2 separate regions of the Mus musculus genome follow, and region 2 is linked to region 1. The links are chromatin contacts, found by Hi-C or POLR2A ChIA-PET in ENCODE. All regions are on one chromosome and are shown on one strand. Each heading gives the region's core, a stretch centred on a gene start or an enhancer-like site at or near the end of the contact. The rest is flanking DNA. Distances are from core to core; before and after follow the strand shown.

Region 1 (6,261 bases), core at 1,751-4,250:
TAGCAACACCTATGGTGCCGCTCAGCTTCCTGGTTCCTAAAACAGAAAAATGAGCACCATGGGAAAGCATCGGAAGCCATACAGGAAGACTTTCATTTGTTGGAGTTTATAAATTTTAAAGTTTATTAGTTATGAAAGGCTAGGAGCAGAGACTGCATAGGCAAAAGGCTGGAGAGCTGAAGGAGGGCTATAAGGAGCTGGCACAGTCTAGGTGCACCAGAAAGCCTCTGAGAAAGAAAACCAAAAACCATAACACCAGCAACAAAGTCAGAAGCTAGAGATGCTTACAAGCTCTGCCCAGATGCTCCTGCTTCAACCACTTCAGTTGCTGAGATTCCGGGCGTGGGTCTCTACACCCATCAGCTGTCATTTTCAGAGATTCCTCCTCAATAGACTCTGCTGGTAGTGGGGAGGAAAAGAGGGAAACAGTGACCAGTCTCTCTTTTATAACCTTACCCCGACCTTTTCTCAATACTACCGTCCCAGATAAAACGACCACATATTCTAGCTATGTGTAGAACCGTCACAGGTGGGGCAGAGTGTGGTGGGGACACACTATGCAAAGGGACTGAACTGATAATTACGTTTTGCTTTGGGGTAAGATTGGCCTGGTCTCATAAATTTTTTGCTAAATGTCAAGACCAAGGGGACCCAGTGGCTGTTACATATATCTAATTCCTGGTTTAAAAACAGAATACAACGACCCATCAAAACACTCCCTTCCTTCGAGCCGGACTCGAACCAGCGACCTAAGGATCACCAACGTTAATACTCTACAGTCCTCCGCTCTACCAACTGAACTATCGAAAGCCTCAGAAATAGGTACATATTTACTGTATATATACTCATATACTCTGCAATAGTGTATATACTGTCTATATATTCTGCTCTACTGAGCTATTGAAAGATATATGTAGTATATACATAGTAATATTATATGGTCTCGATTTTGCTTTGTTGATGTTATAACTAGGTGTTCTCAAACATTGGATATATTCTATATAGTGATGCTCATGGTTTCCTGAGTATATATAAAAAACAAGAAAGACAAAAAAACTAGTAAGATTCCCTGTCCTTGACCCTTTCCTAGACGTTCTGTAGCCGCCCTGTCCTTTCTGATTACCTCCTTTCTCTTAGATTTATCTAGATTTGCTAGATAAATGATATGGTTACATCAAGTACAAGACCACCAGGGAAGCCAGTTGTGGGTTGTAGACAGCCATGGCCAGTGTATTTTGGTGCTTGGGTATTTCTTCCTGAAAGTCAGGATGTGGCACCATTTAGCAAATGCCGAAACTTCAGTGTGAATTTTAAGATATTCCTCATCTTCGACCACAACTGAGCATTTGGGAAGTTAACAACCAGTCCAGTATTACTGGAACCCAAAAATTTGTTCCTGCTGGAAACCTCTTACAGCGAGTGTAGTCACACAGCAGATGGATCTGAGCCTTGGAAATGGGCTAGTCTTTTGATCCTGTTCCATGCCTACACTTCTCAGTCATTTGAAGGATAAATAGAGGTCAGATTGGGCAGATTCTGTCTGATAAGAAGGAAGAATCTAGACAGTGGTGAGTGTCAGCTCAAGTCTGACTATAAGAGGAATAACAGTGGGTTTCGTTATACAATTTCAGCATGTGAAATTTAAAATCTCTTATGTGGAGGGAGTTTCTTCCCACAGAAAACCATTCTCTTTTTGTCAACCCTGACTGTAATAAATAAGCAAAAGAGAAAAGCTAGTGTTGCGGGTGGTCTAAAGTCCCTGGAAAGACCTCGTATGGGCTTTTTGCACAGTTCAGAGACATGGGGTCAAATTTCGGGATGTGTGTTTCTTTTTCTTTTATTTCCTTTCCCTATTTGTTTATTCATTTATTTCTTCATATTTACAGGACTTGTTTTCTAGCTCTGACTAGCTGGTATTCATGAAGCTATCCAGGCAGGCCTCCAACTCACCCCCACCACCCACCCCCGCTGCTGAGATACACCACCCCACAGCTGGCTCTAGAATCACTGACTTAAATGTTTCACTTTCTCTCTTTTAGTTCTAATTATCTTGCTCCGATTTTATTGAGTTTTAAAGAAATAAACATTAAGCCCACAAGCAGAAGTCTTTTTGACGAACTTTCAAAAGAAGAGGCAATTGGACTTGTGCTTGTCTGCTCGAGACCTCACCACAGCCTTATCTGGAACCTGGAACGGGAACCTGGAACCACACCTGATACTGGCACTCCGTAAATCCAAAAGGAAAAGGACAAGTTTGCATTCTCCCTTTTTGCAAATTTTTTTTTAGGCCAAAATCATATATGTATCCACTTCTAATCGAAGGTAATGGAACGTTTCTGAAAGAAAGCAGAAGGATCATGACTCCGGGGTCATCTTCAACTACACAGTGAATTTCGGGCCATGGCTCTACCTCAACAAAATTACCAGTTTCTCGATATTTTCTTTGGAAAAATTAATTTTGAAACTCCTCGAAACAGTGCCTGCAGGGAAGAGAAATTAACCAGGACAGACCCTTTCACTTTTGGCCATGTGGCCTCCGGCAGTGATTTTAAAAAAAGAAGAAAAAAAGAAAGGAAGGAAGAGAAGAAAGGAAAGAGAAAGAAAGAGAAAGGAAAAAAAGGAAAAGAAAAAGAAAAAAAGAAAAAGAAAAAGAAAAAGAAAAAAGGAAGAAAACAGCCAGACAAAGGACTGACCTTGATGAGCGAGCCTTCTGGAGCCGTAGAGACCAAAGAATCGATTTCTGGATACTGTCGTAAAAGTTAGAGGACCTGAGGGATGTGAGGATTGGTGCAGACCAAGGAGTGAGTCAAAGTCGAGCCCAGGGAACTAGATTGCTTTTCTCGGCCGAATGTTTAATTCCCATCTGGCATCTGGATTCTGTGCACAAGGTCCCAGCACCGTTGTTTCCGTGCTCTCCGCGTCCTGGTCCATTTGTACGCACCCCTGTGCGATTCCCAGAACTGGCGGTACCGTCTTTCATTTATAGAGGGCGCAAGTAACCCCGGGACTGTTCCGTGACAACCAAGCCACAATCTCACTTTTTGCTATGTAAAACAAGATGGCCTCAAAGAGGGGGCAATTCTCCTGCCTTAGGACTTCTTTCTTCCCCTTCCCTGCAGTTCTGGGATTATAAAACACCAACCCTAACTCAGGAAACTCTTTCTTAAATACTCCATTTTACTTTCTCCACTTCAGTTTTTATCATCTTGTTCGGATTTTATTAGACATAAAAAAAATCATATCAACAAACACACTAACACCCCCTCCACCCCACCCCCACCCCCACCCCACTCCCACTCCCACAATTTCTGTTTGATGAGCTGAAAATAACAGCGAGCATTGAATTACATCCAGTTATCAAAAGGGAGTAAGGTAGCAGCCACTTACCATCAGAAGGGGAATTAGCTCAAATGGTAGAGCGCTCGCTTAGCATGCGAGAGGTAGCGGGATCGATGCCCGCATTCTCCAGTTTTGCATTTATGCCTGTTTCTTTTCCCATCATACCCTGCTAGAACAAGAACAACCAAATCCGTTACTTCTAACCTCTATAGTTAAATTTCAGAAGTTCTCTCAGCAACCCGGAAGGGCCTAGTTCCTACCACACACTGTTCTCCAGGAAATGGCTTGGAGCTCTGGAGTTGGTATTTCCTGTTTTCCTATCAAGTTCTCACAGCTTTCCCTTTGTTAACGCGCAAACGCGTTCCCTTTGTTGAGACAGGGAAGCGTATATAGCGGTGTTTGGATCTAGGTCGTTTGCTTTTTTTGTTTCAGTTCAGTTACCGGCACTGGAATATCCCGGAATACAGCCCAAGATATGGAAAGAAATGTAGGACCAGCTCTTGTGGGTTGGAACTTACTGTGCCTTGCAGAAACGCCTAGTCCAGGACTATCTAATATATTTTATATCCGAGGCCCAAACGTTATCTTTAAAGAAAAAAATTGAACTATTTTCTATCTTTCTGAAAATTATTTGCTTAGAGAAAAGTTCTGACACATGGGATGGAAGGTACAAGAAATTGCAAGCACAAAAACCCTTGTACAACTTTCGATATGTTGAACTGAAATCTTTGTCAATTACTTTGTCTTACTTAATATTAATCTCTCATTGACACGATTCTACAGGTAACTGATTTTGAGAGCAGGAGTAACGCAGTTTAAAAGGATTAGCACAAAATTAGCAAATATGCGCTACTGATAGGTGAGATTTTCTTTCTTTTTTTTTCTTTTCTTTTTTTATTTTTCGAGACAGGGTTTCTCTGTATTTTCTTTGAACTAAATCTCCTCTTGCATTTCTCCCCTAAAACTGCCATTCCGTTTCCAGCAATGCCATTTGTTTTGTTTTGTTTTGTTTTGTTTTGTTTGTTTTTTAAGAGAAACGCTCTAGCAGCGTTTTAAAGCCCTTGCAGCACATTAAAATCGCCTGTATAACTTTTTAAATTCGCATCCCCTAGGTTGTAAAATGTCTCCAGGTCATTCTGATTTACACCAATTTCCCCCCAGACTCTTGAAACAAAACCATCGTAACATAGTTAAACCAAAAGCTTGAAGGAACAGGATTTTCCTCCTGCCGTGAGGTGATAGGAAGATGCCTACTGAGAAACTTGAGCCTGAGGTCCAGCTGCTGAGAACGCTCTGACTACTGGAGGGCGCGCGTGCCCCACCGATTAACCACAGGACCTGTATTCACTCTCGGCCACTGGGCGGGTTCAGGAGCACACCCGGCCCCAAACCTCGTGTCTACAGGTCGTCGCCGGCCCCTTTATTCCAGGGCACAAGGATCTCCAGGGGTGGGGTTATGTGATCTATGACGTCAAAGCCTGCTTGGAAGTATTAAAAACTATTACAGAGAACAAATTATAAAATCTACAGTCACTACTTTGCACATCGAGAGTAGTATTGAGGTCAGTCAAATACGAAAAGTCCCGCTCAATTCTTTCGGAAACGAGCTCCCAGACGCTAAAAAAAACAAGGGTTCCTTCGAGCCGGATTCGAACCAGCGACCTAAGGATTTCTAGAACAATGACCTACAGTCCTCCGCTCTACCAACTGAGCTATCGAAGGATCCACGTGTACTTGCTTCCCTACTTGGGATGCCATCTCTGCGTGATGGTTAGAGTTGTATCAATCATTGTGCAAGTAACAGCTGCCTCTTACTTTTTAGTTTGCATTTATTCATTCTCTTATTTTATTTCAGTATCTCTTCAGAGCCAAATTTCTGTGACTTGGCCCCTGAAGAAAACGGAAGTTTGAAAACCAAGGAAACAGAAGCAAAATTATTAAGGGCTTTGAGAGGACCAACTTTTATTGCGAATTTAAACAGCTCGTTTGCCCCTGTTTGTCAGCAAGATTTGAGACATGTTAGTCTGTAGTTGCAGCAAAATTCTATGGTTGGTCCGGATGTGGTTGAATACACTTTTAATCCCAAAGCCAGGGAGTCGGGAGCAGTGAGATCTTAGTGAACTCCAGCCACAGCCTGTTCCACATAGTGAGTTTAGGGCCAGCCAAAGTAAAAGCCTGTGTAAACAAACAAACAAACAAACAAACAAGCAAAGGTGAGAAAGGATAGAATAAGATAAAGATGAATAAAAATAAGACTATGGGAGGAGAAACATACCAAAACGTCCTTTAACTGACATTGGTCTTTGTCGATTAACAAGGAGACCACATTAGCTCTTAATTAAAAAAAAAAAAAAAAAAAGACTGTCAAGATGAAATTAATATAGTTTTAAATTATCAGTCTCCATGCTGGGTTCAAGTAGGATTCAAATGCAAATTAATTTGATGGTATTAGAATTCCTTTCGGCTTCCCTGAGTTCATGAGGAACTCCAAATGACTCTTACTCTTCCTTACTCACGACAGACACATCGGACATCAGAAATCTGTCTTATTATTCTTCAGAGCCTACTAAAGATCGTTGTGTTGCTGTACATTGGAGTCACACACATAGGCAAACAATCCCCCACCAGTGGACTAGCAGTGTCCACTCCCCTGTAGTACAATGAAAGAGTTCTCTGCTATTGTTCAGTGTTTGTGGGATTTTGTTGTTCTGTTTGTTTCCCTGAGCAAGAATAAAAAGCAGACTATTAATCACTTAGTTGAGGACTAACCTCTTCATGTCTTCAAGAAATATCGGAGTAAATTGAATATAACATTCTCTTTCCCAACCCCAGCTGACTGAATGGGTTATCTTATTTTAGCTTATTACAGATGTATTTAATATTGTCCATTTTGTTCAAATGTACTTTCACAGGCTCAATTCC
Region 2 (6,261 bases), core at 1,136-3,635, 140 kb after region 1:
GGCCATCATGGGATGTGCATCCTTTCGTTGTAATATTTAAGTTTAGTCTAAAAGGTTTGCTGATAGTCTTCAGAAATATTTTAGGGGCTCATGGTTTTAGTTTTTTGTTAAGTCCCCCACCCCCAGTTGGTGCTTTGAGATTCTCACTTGAAAGAGCCTGGCAATTGACACTTTGTTTCATTTCAAAGCACAATTACCATTTCCCATAGAAAAAGTAATGAAAAGATTGCAATACAGCTAGGCCACAGGTTAGTAATTATTTCTGATAAATATTTGCTTGTTTGACCACTTTTTCAACTAGCCCCTGCTAATTATACAGATTCTTGATAATCTATATTCTTTTGAGCCATGTAGGACTTCCTAGTGATTTTCTCAGTGAGGAATTACATACTACAAACATGTCTATTATGTACTTGGAACTTAATTATTTGCATTTCATACCCCATAACTATCAGTAAGTAAAGTAAGTAAAGGCACAGTTTTCATTTTCGTTTTCTTTGAAAGAAGGTGGTCCTTTACTGTGTAGTCTACTGAGACCTACCTGCTGGACTGGAATTTGATTACAAATTGATTTGTATTGCCTTTTCTAGACATTACCACAATGATTGTAGTTATAAAGGTTTCTTCGAACTAAACCTCCTATTATCCAATGCTCCCTTTTATTGTCAATACATAGAAATGATTCCAGTCACACTTCTTGTACTGTCAATGTATTTAACTCTCAACAGGACAAAGTGATTCTTGTTTATATTCCCAGAACAAAGTAGGGTAAAATAGGGGGATTGCTATGAATTTGAAGTTAATCATGGATATAAGGTCAGCCAGGTCTGCAGTGACATTGTCAGTGGATAAGCAAATGGATGAATAGGCTGTAGAGATGGCTCAGCAGTGAAGAATATTTGTTGCTTCTCCAGAGGACATGAATTGGAATCCAGTACTCATTTCTGCCTATCAAATCACATCAGCAGATAACTCTACACCGGGAGATGTGAGACTTTTCAAGTCTGTGAGAACACCAACTGCATGTGGCAAAATACACCCTTTAACATAAGTTAAAAAAAAATAACTTGAAATATGCACATTAATGCAAGCAATGAGTATTAAGTAGTAGTTGAACAGTACTTTGCCATCTCAGACTTCATTTTTTAGTACTTCTACTTTTTAAGTTCCAGTCTTTGAACTGCTCAACTTTCACAAATAATGAAATAGAATTAATCAAGATTGAATAATTAAAACAAATCAAGTTCACTTTAGTTTTAATGAATACTGGCTTTGAGTCTTTTTTTTTTTTTTTTCTGAAGCCAAAAGCCCTTTAGCCTGCATTGGCTGGGCATAGTGGTCAAGCCTTTAATCCTACCAAAAGGAAGGTAGAGGCAGGATCTCTGTGAGATTGAAGCCAGTTTGAACAACTTAATGAGTTCCAAGACAGCCGGAGCTACTAGTTAAGACGCTGCCTAGAAAATAAAACCCAAAATCAAAAGCAACCCTCCATGTCATTAGCAGGGCTTTACCTACCCTATTGTGTCAGAACGTTATGTGCACAGTAACATGTGCAGAACATTTTAACCATGTTGCCAAATAATTACAATTCTGTTGTTTCATGGAAATTGATACTCTTGGCATAAAAGTAACTTCACGGTCATTTTGCTCATATGCACACATGTCCTAGTGGGCAATCTTATGAATCTGAAAAAAATTGACCCATTTATTGGAGAAGCTGGGGGACAATTGACAGGTTGAATTTTCTTATGCCATTGAATACAAATCGGAAATTTTAGTCCTAAATCCACTTAAGGCTTATAGTATTTCAGCACTTTACTGAATTAAGTGAATGGCTCTGAAAAGAGCCTTTGTTTTTTTTACGAGATTAGAAGAAAGATCTTATTTCCCCTTGGCCTTGTGGTGGCTCTCGGTCTTCTTGGGCAGCAGCACGGCCTGGATGTTGGGCAGGACGCCGCCCTGCGCGATGGTCACGCGGCCCAGCAGCTTGTTGAGCTCCTCGTCGTTGCGGATGGCCAGCTGCAGGTGGCGCGGGATGATGCGCGTCTTCTTGTTGTCGCGGGCCGCGTTGCCCGCCAGCTCCAGGATCTCGGCCGTCAGGTACTCCAGCACGGCCGCCAGGTACACCGGGGCGCCGGCGCCCACGCGCTCCGAGTAGTTGCCTTTGCGGAGCAGCCGGTGCACGCGGCCCACGGGAAACTGCAGGCCGGCCCGGGAGGAGCGGGTCTTGGCCTTGGCGCGAGCCTTGCCACCCTGTTTGCCACGTCCAGACATTGACGCAAGAAGGTAGGAAATTATAATTGCAAAGAATTACAACGAAGCGGTACTAAAAGGCCAGACGAGAAGCTACTTATACTCGTACATGGAAGTGGAAAAGCTGATGTGTGATTGGTTAAAACTATCTTTCCTCTGCAGCCAATAAGGAAAGAGGTACAATACAATCTAATTTGGGTAATGGTGTCACTAACTGGCCTTCAAATCAGAGTTGACTACTTTTGAGTCCCTTATTTGCATAGAACCTCTATAAAATGGCAAGAACGAAGCTTCTCCCACATCTCATTTCCTGTTTTATCTTTCTCTTTGTTGCTTGTTTCTACCATGCCCGAGCCTGCGAAGTCCGCTCCTGCCCCGAAGAAGGGCTCCAAGAAGGCCGTGACCAAGGCCCAGAAGAAGGACGGCAAGAAGCGCAAGCGCAGCCGCAAGGAGAGCTACTCGGTGTACGTGTACAAGGTGCTGAAGCAAGTGCACCCCGACACCGGCATCTCCTCCAAGGCCATGGGCATCATGAACTCGTTCGTGAACGACATCTTCGAGCGCATCGCGGGCGAGGCGTCCCGCCTGGCGCATTACAACAAGCGCTCGACCATCACGTCCCGGGAGATCCAGACGGCCGTGCGCCTGCTGCTGCCCGGGGAGCTGGCCAAGCACGCCGTGTCGGAGGGCACCAAGGCTGTCACTAAGTACACCAGCTCCAAGTGAGTTCATTTAACTCACACTCCTAACCCAAAGGCTCTTTTCAGAGCCACCCATACTGTCACTTTAAGTGCTTTGTAATGCTTGGCTTTTGTATTATAACGCTGGGAAATGACACAATATTAGCTAAGTGTATGTTAGTGTGAAGAATATGTTTGCCTCAGTGTAACCAACGCGCTGCCAGATACACTATCAATTTGTAAACTACACAGTAACTACCTTTTGAGAGCTGATTGATGGCTTCAGTCCTTAGATTTTCTTCTCCAGAGTGCATAAGAAGTGGAATGAAATTTTCAAGTTTTCTCTTCATTATTTCAACTATTCCCTTTCAGATGTGATTACATTGTACGAAGGGAGTGCTAGGATAGGTTTTTATGGCATTGTTTTTTTATGACCAATGAGGTAACCAACAGAGGCTAACATTGATGCCAGTGTAATTCTAAACTGCCAGCATCACTCTCCCATTAAAACACTAAAGAAAAGTGTAATTCTAGTATTAACATCAGTAAATTTTGAACCTGTGAGAATACATTATAAAACTGCATTTTAAATTTTAATAAGTCTCAATGAAGGTTATGCTTTGATCTAAGCCAAGTGAGGATCCAAAGTTGCTTTCAGATGTTCTAAGCTGCTCTCTCCTTGATGCTTCCTTTAGTTTCAAGGCAATTGATTGCAGTTATATCTTTTGCTTAGTCACTACCCTGTGTTCCAGTTTCCTCTTCTACTGTTAAATGTTCAAGCAATTGCATATTAGATGAGATCTGTGACAATATCCTAAAGTCTGGAATAAGTTGTATTGCTTAAATTTCTCATAGTAGATGAAAACATGCTCTTTTGTTTGGACAGTCTACCAGTTCATCCAGGTATGGCAATTCCTATCCAGCATCATGAATCACAATGTAGATTCCGACAGCTAACTTCTCAAAGAGAAAGCAAATAGGAACACGTTTCTTGATAAGTTTCAGAAACTTCTACTTCTATAAAGCTAATACACTAGAAGCTTAATTCAAAAAAATACTGTAGGAAAACCTCAAGTTGGCACAATCCAGTAGTTAGTGCCAGTTTCTGGGGGAGAGGCCAGATTCTGAAGTTAAGGTCATACTAGCTACATGAGGCTAATATATTTGTGCATGTGTGTATAATCCAACTGACATGAACCCACAAAAAGGTTAGAAATTAACCACTTCATATTTCACTTACAAGATTTTTTACAAATTGGGGGAAAAGGTGATGTCTAGACTACTTAGGAATCTCAAAGCATGCCATATGCTATTCACTATAGTTGGAAACAATAAAATTCTTCACATTTACTGAAAGAGTAGTAAACTCAGTGCTCCAAGGTATGCTAATCATAAAACAGATATCAAGATTCCTTCCTCCACCCACGTGCTTTCTGGGTTCAAAGAGTGTTCATTCAAAGAAAGTCACCCTGACCCACCCTGACCATTGCTGGAACCCACTATGCAAAGGTGCTATTGCTAGGGGCTCTTAGATTGTTAGGGGCTCTTAGAAACTGTGACTTTGTACTTCTTTGTGACTCTTAACTGGTATTTTTGGTATTTTCTAACAACGCCCTCCCCACCTCCTTGAGTTGTGGTTCCTTCCTTTGAATACCCCCTTACTCAGCTACTCGGGGCGCCACGGTCCTCTACCCCTGGGTGGTGTATGACCGTGGGCCCGAGACTGCTCTTGAATAAAAATCCTCTTGCAATTTGCAGCAAGACCGTTTCTCGTTGATTTTGGGGTGTCGCCTCTCCTGAGTCAGAAGGTGGTGGAGTCCTCACGTTGTGGGTCTTTCATTACGCCAATGAATTTACAGGCACGTCTTTTTTTTTTTCTACACAGAACATAAAAGTAACAACTGTTACTAAGTATCAACATCCAATGTTACAATTTTTCTTGGAGGATTAAACAGTATTCGGTGTCTGGCAACAGCTCCCTTTTTGAAAGGGTAGGTGGCTCTGAAAAGAGCCTTTGGGTTAGGAGTGTGTGTTAAAGGAACTCACTTGGAGCTGGTGTACTTGGTGACAGCCTTGGTGCCCTCCGACACGGCGTGCTTGGCCAGCTCCCCGGGCAGCAGCAGGCGCACGGCCGTCTGGATCTCCCGGGACGTGATGGTCGAGCGCTTGTTGTAATGCGCCAGGCGGGAAGCCTCGCTCGCGATGCGCTCGAAGATGTCGTTCACAAACGAGTTCATGATGCCCATGGCCTTGGAGGAGATGCCGGTGTCGGGGTGCACTTGCTTCAGCACCTTGTACACGTACACCGAGTAGCTCTCCTTGCGGCTGCGCTTGCGCTTCTTGCCGTCCTTCTTCTGGGCCTTGGTCACGGCCTTCTTGGAGCCCTTCTTCGGGGCGGGAGCGGACTTAGCAGGCTCAGGCATGGTTGGTGAGAATTTCTGGAACTTTCACGGAGGCAACTGGTCTTGTCTAGTTGATGAGGTCTTATTCAAATGAGGGATGTGAAAGGGCACCTTTGATTGGTTTATGACGGATGGCATACGAAGTCTTGCCCAATCAACGTGCGCCCCGAATGCTTCTCATTGGTCTAGGAAAAAAGACGTCAGCCAATGGCATAGGTCCTTTTTCGCGCCCAGCGAATAATATAAAGGCTACGTTCTTGTTTCAAAACCATTAGTTCTTAGTAACTGCTTAATCTGTACAATGTCTGGACGCGGCAAACAGGGTGGCAAGGCTCGCGCCAAGGCCAAGACCCGCTCCTCCCGGGCCGGCCTGCAGTTCCCCGTGGGCCGCGTGCACCGGCTGCTCCGCAAGGGCAACTACTCGGAGCGCGTGGGCGCCGGCGCCCCGGTGTACCTGGCGGCCGTGCTGGAGTACCTGACGGCCGAGATCCTGGAGCTGGCGGGCAACGCGGCCCGCGACAACAAGAAGACGCGCATCATCCCGCGCCACCTGCAGCTGGCCATCCGCAACGACGAGGAGCTCAACAAGCTGCTGGGCCGCGTGACCATCGCGCAGGGCGGCGTCCTGCCCAACATCCAGGCCGTGCTGCTGCCCAAGAAGACCGAGAGCCACCACAAGGCCAAGGGGAAATAAGATTGGTCTTCTGAACTTGTATAAAAACAAAGGCTCTTTTCAGAGCCATCCACTTCGTCATTTAAAAGAGCCATTTGCTGCATTTTCCAATGAAATATTAACCGTGATGTAATCACTGTCATTTGTCTTATCTTACAATATGAAATTTTCACTAGTATACCAAATAAGATTTTAATTACCAAGCATCATTTGTTAGGATTCTTATAATTATTTTTATTACATGTTTCCTGAT

Evidence for each region. A loop is a pair of places that touch in the nucleus more often than their neighbours do. ChIA-PET counts read pairs that join two places held with the same protein, here RNA polymerase II (POLR2A).
Region 2: POLR2A ChIA-PET joins it to region 1 with 19 read pairs in embryonic stem cell. The contact joins the promoter of H2ac8 here to the promoter of C230035I16Rik in region 1. A Hi-C loop is called at or near these places in 2 of 37 maps with a recorded cell type or tissue (heart and v-Abl transformed pro-B cells). POLR2A ChIA-PET finds 5 or more read pairs at or near these places in 4 of 5 experiments (Patski and embryonic stem cell).

Annotation. Positions count from the first base shown.
Region 1 is chr13:23,428,017-23,434,277 of GRCm38, forward strand. It overlaps C230035I16Rik (RIKEN cDNA C230035I16 gene), which reads right to left and starts at 3,001. Exons shown (of 4, transcript NR_015492.1): 1 at 2,694-3,001; 2 at 2,213-2,336; 3 at 289-396; 4 at 1-36. n-TAagc13 (a tRNA gene) reads left to right here and starts at 3,396; the gene lies at 3,396-3,468. It overlaps n-TYgta6 (a tRNA gene), which reads right to left and starts at 810; the gene lies at 722-810. n-TYgta7 (a tRNA gene) reads right to left here and starts at 5,061; the gene lies at 4,974-5,061. It also overlaps Gm40833.
Region 2 is chr13:23,568,835-23,575,095 of GRCm38, forward strand. It overlaps H2ac8 (H2A clustered histone 8), which reads right to left and starts at 2,386. Exons shown (of 1, transcript NM_178187.4): 1 at 1,829-2,386. The coding sequence starts at 2,274. The coding sequence ends at 1,882. It overlaps H2bc8 (H2B clustered histone 8), which reads left to right and starts at 2,566. Exons shown (of 1, transcript NM_178196.4): 1 at 2,566-3,029. The coding sequence starts at 2,599. The coding sequence ends at 2,979. It overlaps H2bc7 (H2B clustered histone 7), which reads right to left and starts at 5,373. Exons shown (of 1, transcript NM_178195.3): 1 at 4,926-5,373. The coding sequence starts at 5,356. The coding sequence ends at 4,976. It overlaps H2ac7 (H2A clustered histone 7), which reads left to right and starts at 5,547. Exons shown (of 1, transcript NM_178188.4): 1 at 5,547-6,081. The coding sequence starts at 5,637. The coding sequence ends at 6,029.